Linked DNA regions of Homo sapiens: region 2 is linked to region 1. Evidence: chromatin loops called from intact Hi-C (ENCODE). Cell type or tissue: B cell. All regions are shown on one strand. Links, peaks and the distances in the headings refer to the core of each region. The heading gives the core; the rest is flanking DNA. Region 1 has its middle 88 kb from the start of TNFAIP8. Region 2 overlaps LOC102723444 (a long non-coding RNA gene).

Region 1 (2,908 bases), core at 286-2,785:
GTCCGTGGAGCCTGGGCGCTCATCAGGTGTCTTTGCAGCAGGTGCTGAGGGCTCCAGTGCGACATGTGCAGTCATGTACACACACACACATACACACACACACACACATTTTCTTCCTCAAAGGAAGTCTCCACCGAATGATCTCAAAGCAGGGCTCTGGTCTCTGCCCGTTTTACAATGCAAGGTTGGATTACAATCTCAGGCCAGCATCTCAGTCTGCAATCTGGGGCACCCTGATAACCCGGGCAGTGCTTTCGCCAGTATGTGCGGTTACAGGAGGACGTGACAAATAGCGGGAACCCAGTTACAAAGGGAGGGAAGGAATGAGGCTCACGGCAGGAGGTGGTTAAGAGGTCGCCCTGAATAGGTAAGGGTTCCTAAAAGGGGTCTTGGATCCTCAGTGCGGCACTGGAACCGAGTAAAATTTCGCGGAGTTTCCGAGGCTGTGCGCTCCTGCACACACTCGTACGCACACCCACCTAAACAAGTTGTTCAAACGCACCCACTCACACTCACTCACACTCGCTTCAGAAACTCTCTGAGCCGGAGGCGCTCCCCGAGAGCAGCCCGCAGCCCAGCGGCGGGAGAGGCGCGCTGGAGTGTGCGCGGGACGGGCGCGCCCAGGAGCCACTTACTCGGAGGAGTGGCGCGACGGCGCCGGGACGCTGAAGCGCGAGCTGGGCTGTTTGGCGGCGCCGAGTTCTCTGCTCTCTCGGTGGCTCACGGGTTCCCGCGGACCTTAGCCAAGCGCGGGTTAGAGCCGGCGGGAGAAAAGGAGGCAGAGGCCAGGGGCGGAACTTGCAGGAGGGACCAAGGGTGTGGCGGGCAGGCCGGGGAGGAGCCGGGAGGTCGGGGGCGGAGCGTGCAGGGAAGGAGGAGCCGAGCGGCTGGGGCGGGGCATGGCGGGGCGGAGTGGGTGAGGAGGAGCTGGGGACCGGACAGCAGGAGTCGGAAGTGGCCCAGGCGCAGGAGAGCGCGGAGAAGGGCTGGGCGGCGGCCCGGGAGCCGGACTCGGACCGCGAGGCCCAGATCGCTGGGCGCTGGAGAACAGGACCCTCTTGGGAGATGTGCATAGGATACGGTATTCCTGAGCCTCTCAGTTTCTTCCGTTGTAAAAATGAGACGCCAACCTCGTAGTGTGTTGAGATGGTTAAATGGGGCCATACACATTTGCACTGTGCCTTGCACTTAACAAGAACGCGTGAATGTTAGTGTCTGCTGCCATCATTATTGACTATTATGATGATGATCCGTGAAAGCCCCTGAATTCCGCCTGCTCTTTTGCTTTTAATTTTCTGCGGGCCTTAAGTCTACCCTACGATAGCTGACGCGCTCCCGATTCCTGGTTTCCATTTGCGGAGAATGCAGGGCTTCCTCTTGGAGTTAAAGACTCATTGGCTCCTGGAAAGCCCTCGCTCTCTGCCGCCCCCCGCGGACTTAGCTGTGACTGTCCTTGCCTGTGGAGCAGAAGGCTTGCCCTCCTCAGGGGCCACCCGAGACCGCCAGGATGGAGTAGGATCTGGACCTTCAGTCTGTTGAGGAGCCCTGGCCCGGGGTAGCCATTTTCAAGGGCGAGGGACCTTGGTGGGAGTACGATGAATCCATCCATACAATAAACATCCATTAAGCACCTAGTACATGGCAGCGGGGGGCAGAGGGCTGGAAATATTAATAATACTAGTAAAACTTAATATGTGTAGGTCACCGTTCTACTCCTTACAACAATCTATGATATAGATCCTGTCGCTATCCCTGTTTTACAAAGGGAAAGGGAGACATCGTGAAGTAAATAGCCTTCCCAAAGAAAGTTACACGTTTGGGAAATGGCTGAGTTTGGCTTGGAGAGAGGAAAGTAAACTCTTGATAGGTGAAATAGACAAAATCACAACACATTTGGGTTTAATGCAAAAGATAGAAACATACACAAGGTACGGAGGTTTTTAAAAGAGGACCTTGTCCTGTGGTTATAACTTTGGGGAAGGGCGTCAGGGAGATCTTCCTGGTGTAGGTGATGTCTGAGCTGGGTTTGGAAGAAGAAATGGGAGCTTCAAAGGCAGCTTATAAGTGAAGAAGAATCACAGTAAACTTTTTCAAGCCTGAATAAGGATGGAGGAGAAGTGGAATGGTGGCCGGAATAAAGCTAAAACAGTAAAACAGGACCAAACTCAAGGGCTGTTTTCCTATAGAAACTAAACAACATTAATTTGACCTTTGATTGGTAGGAAGCCAGAAGGGTTTTAAGCACAGGAGATATGTCAGGTGTGGTTCTAGAAAGTTTAATCTGGAAACATAGAAGATCCCAGAACCAAGAAACTTGCTTAGGAAATATTGAAATATGTCGGTGAGATACTTCAGTAGGCAGAATGAGTAGAGTTACAGAAAGAGGTCCACTTCTTAATCCCTGGAACCTGTAAATATGTTATCTTACATGGCAAAAGAATTTTTGCAGGTGTTACCTTCTCATTCGGTCATGGGAAAAAAAAGAATAAAGAAATTTTGCAGGTGTGATTAAGATTGATGCCATTGAGATGGGGGATTATCCTGGATTATTTCAGTGAGCCCAATCTAATCACATGAATCCCCTAAAATGGAAGAAGAGTGGGTCAAAGAGATTCAAAGTGTGAGAGGGACTCAACCTGAACCACGAACCAAGGACTGTGGATAACCTCCAGGAGCTGGGAAAGGACCTTAGCTGACAGCCAACAAAAAATTCACTTTCTTTATCTGGTCTAGACTTGTTTTTCTTCCACAGTCCTACAACAGCAGAAACTGAATTCTGCCAATAACCTAAATGAGCAAGGAAATGGATCCTCCCTTAGAGTCTTCAGAAAGTGATTGAGCTCTACTGACACCTTAATTTTATCCTGGTGAGACTAATACTGATTTATGGCCTACAGAACTGTAAAGT
Region 2 (2,908 bases), core at 209-2,708, 74 kb before region 1:
GAGGCAACCTTACTAGCCACCTATCAACCCCACCACAATTGCTTTAGGAACTATTAATAAGATGGATTGAACAAAATTCCATTTCAGTTGATGGCATTTCCAGGGCAAGCAAGACACCAGCAGCGGCTGCCCACTGTAGAACAGCAGCAATCTCACCATCCTCGGATTGGAAACTTTGTTTCCTTTAAGTTAAGAACTAACATCCGGCACTGGACCACCTGAATATTTAGACTAATAAATCCCAGATGGGAATTCCAGACACCTCTTTGCTAAAGACATGCAGGCGATAAACATTCTATTAAGCAAGTCTCCTAGGAGTGAGCTTCCCTTCAGAGACTGAAAAAAGTAACGCCAGCCAAAGAAGAGGAAGAGAGGGAGAAAAGAAAGAAAAATGCCCCCAGGTAGAGAATAACCAGTCAGAAGTGAAGGCTGAAGACCAATGGCTATGATGGTTGGGTGACCAATGGAGATTCTTTGAGAAAGATAACTTAGTAACATGACTAGAGATAGCAGCCAAATTGCAAGAGGTTGCAGAATGATCTGGTGTTGAGAAAGCAGAGACAGCACTGGTGGACTATTCATTCAAGAAATTTTCCTGAAGGGAGTAAGTTGAGAGAGTACCCTGAGGAGAAAGCATTATCAAAAAAAAACCCTGCAAATTTAGCACAGCTTTAAGTGGCTTTGAGGAAGGAATATGACATTCCCATAACTCTCCCATTGGCCAACACCAAATACGGGGAAGCAGGGTGACACCCAGCTCTTACAAAAACACATTTGCAAGAATTTTCGTGGACTCTGACATGGGTCTGAATAATGCAAATTTAAAAAGATAAAGTCAAAACCTTCTTCATGTTCAGTGGCTGGTGCTGGTTCCGCAGCTCTAACCTAAAGGGGACAACACAAGGTGCTATCTCTGAGAGGCTACCAAGCCCCAGATTATGCTCTTAGCAGTACAGGAAATACTATCATTAGAAGGGTGATACCTTGGGTTAAACTCTGATTTTCTGTTCTACCATCAGGTTCTTTTAAAAACACTAAACATCCCTTGGAGGAAAAGCCGGTGGATGACTAACAGCTAAGAGTAAAGAATTCACTCATCTCTTTGTTCCTTCCCTTCAGAGATGAGGACTAGAGGGCACCCCAGATAGGAAACAGAGATACAGAAATTAAGGCTGTTACAAGGGTAGGGAGAAGAATGAACACAAACTTGTCCCATTCCCAGTTCTGCCCTGGCCACTAACCCCATGCCTGCCTAAGACCAAGAAGACAAAGAGGACTGAATATAGCCAGCAGACAACTTGCAAAGCAGAAGTGAGAGTTTCAAATGATTAGGGTTCCTTCTCTTCAGTGATGCAAATTTTTTTAAATGATGTAAAATACTCAGAACTGTTTTGATTGAGATTTCCATCTCTACTTCTCTAAACAGATTCAGCCCCTAAAGGCCAGGAACCAAAAAAAAATGACTTCCGTGAAGATATGATTTCTTTTGATGTGCTTCCAATCTGTGGGTGAAAATTTTGGTGGCACTCTTATCCCAGAGTTAGCCAGTCTTCTCATCTAAGGCAAAAGCTGAAATCAAGTATATAAATGAAACTATAAAAGGCTCACATCCATAAATACGGTACCTCTGAGACTGAGCAAACACAGCAGTGATAGTTGAAGTCAGATGGCTTATAGCCCAAGGATCGTAAGCTGGTAGCCTTGGGACCGAACCCACCTCATGTAGTTTTTTGTTTCTTTGTTTGTTTTAAGTTTTTTAACTGAACTTCAATGCCTTTAGATGAGACCTGTTGTTTCTAAATTTACCACAGGTCTCACGACTTGAGATTGTTCACATAGAGCACTATTTACACATTCATATTACTTGCCTGGTTCCTGTGGACATTTGAGTTTGGGACCATTGACTTATATAGACTAACATTAAAAACAAATAAGCAATCTCTCGCTTAGGTGGAGTTCTGGTGCTGTTTCAGAGCAGAGCACTGGAGGGTTATTGAGCAACAGGATCACTAAAAAACGATAAACCACAACAGTGTGCAACACCATTGTAATCAGATTTAAAAAAAAAAAAAAAAAAGCAGGAGACCAAAAACACCAGTGAAGCTTACCAGCCCTGAATAAAAGGTGTCTACGGCTTTGAAACCGCTTTATAACAGAAGTACCTGCCAGGAGTCACTGAGCTTCCTTCATGTGCACCGCTCCCACAATACCCCGACATCTGGATGTCCCAGAACACAAGCCTGGCAGCCAACATCCAATTCTGGTTCGGCAAAGGAAACGACCCCTCTATTCGGTGAACTAAGGCCATAAATGCACTATCTGTGGTATCCAACTAAAAATACTCAACTTGGTGCAATTCAAACCGCCACTCAGCCAGTCCAGCCACTTGGTGGCTATTTAAGACATCTGCAGCACATACCACAGAAACTGTGCCATCACCTGTCTGTTCATATGTCCGGATATGGAGGACCAAAGTCCCCACCCCTACCCCCACCTCAGCTCTCCATGACACTTCCTGCCACACCCTGCCCAGAACCCAAGAATCGGAAAGCTAATGCTCAAAGGAAGGTTTCGAGGTTGTCTTATTCAATCTCCCCATTCCTCAAACTTGTTCACAAATGAGAAAACAGGCCCAGCAAGTTGATATGGTGAGTATCTTAAGAGGAACTATTAATAGAATTAAATCTCCAGGACCTCCATGGTGGCCTCAGGAGCTCAGAGCTCCTTTCTGCAACCAGCCTCCCGGGAGCAGGGCATGCCTTTGGGCACAGTGGTCCTCTGCAGCCTAGCCCAATGTTCCTGAATCGAATTTCTGTGACCCACATGGGCAGTCTAGCTCACTCAAGTTCCTTGTTAGGGTCTGGGTGAAAGCCCCCCTGGTAATAAAGGGTTCCTCTGCTCTGGCTGG

Evidence for each region. Peaks named below come from ENCODE experiments on the same cell type or tissue, not always from the same donor. Only the 100,000 strongest peaks of a DNase experiment are listed, where the experiment ranks them.
Region 2: a loop joins it to region 1, with 4 times the contacts of the local background. A loop is called at or near these places in 42 of 110 quality-filtered maps.

Annotation. Positions count from the first base shown.
Region 1 is chr5:119,266,635-119,269,542 of GRCh38, reverse strand. It overlaps a transcript of TNFAIP8 not described here. Among named protein-coding and RNA genes, the nearest start is that of TNFAIP8, 88 kb to the left of the region's middle. RefSeq lists enhancers at 129-198, 1,169-1,218, 1,639-1,688 and a silencer at 719-968. In B cell, for the core only: CTCF peaks have their summits at 1,303 and 1,507; DNase peaks (open chromatin) are centred at 862 and 1,342; H3K4me3 peaks cover 1,555 bases; H3K27ac peaks cover 2,226 bases.
Region 2 is chr5:119,340,257-119,343,164 of GRCh38, reverse strand. LOC102723444 (a long non-coding RNA gene) reads left to right here. Exons shown (of 5, transcript XR_007058912.1): 5 at 1-2,908. It also overlaps a transcript of TNFAIP8 not described here. Among named protein-coding and RNA genes, the nearest start is that of TNFAIP8, 14 kb to the left of the region's middle. RefSeq lists enhancers at 2,041-2,090, 2,151-2,280, 2,541-2,670, 2,821-2,908. In B cell, for the core only: no CTCF peak of the experiment used is centred there; DNase peaks (open chromatin) are centred at 1,344 and 2,254; H3K4me3 peaks cover 2,382 bases; H3K27ac peaks cover 2,500 bases.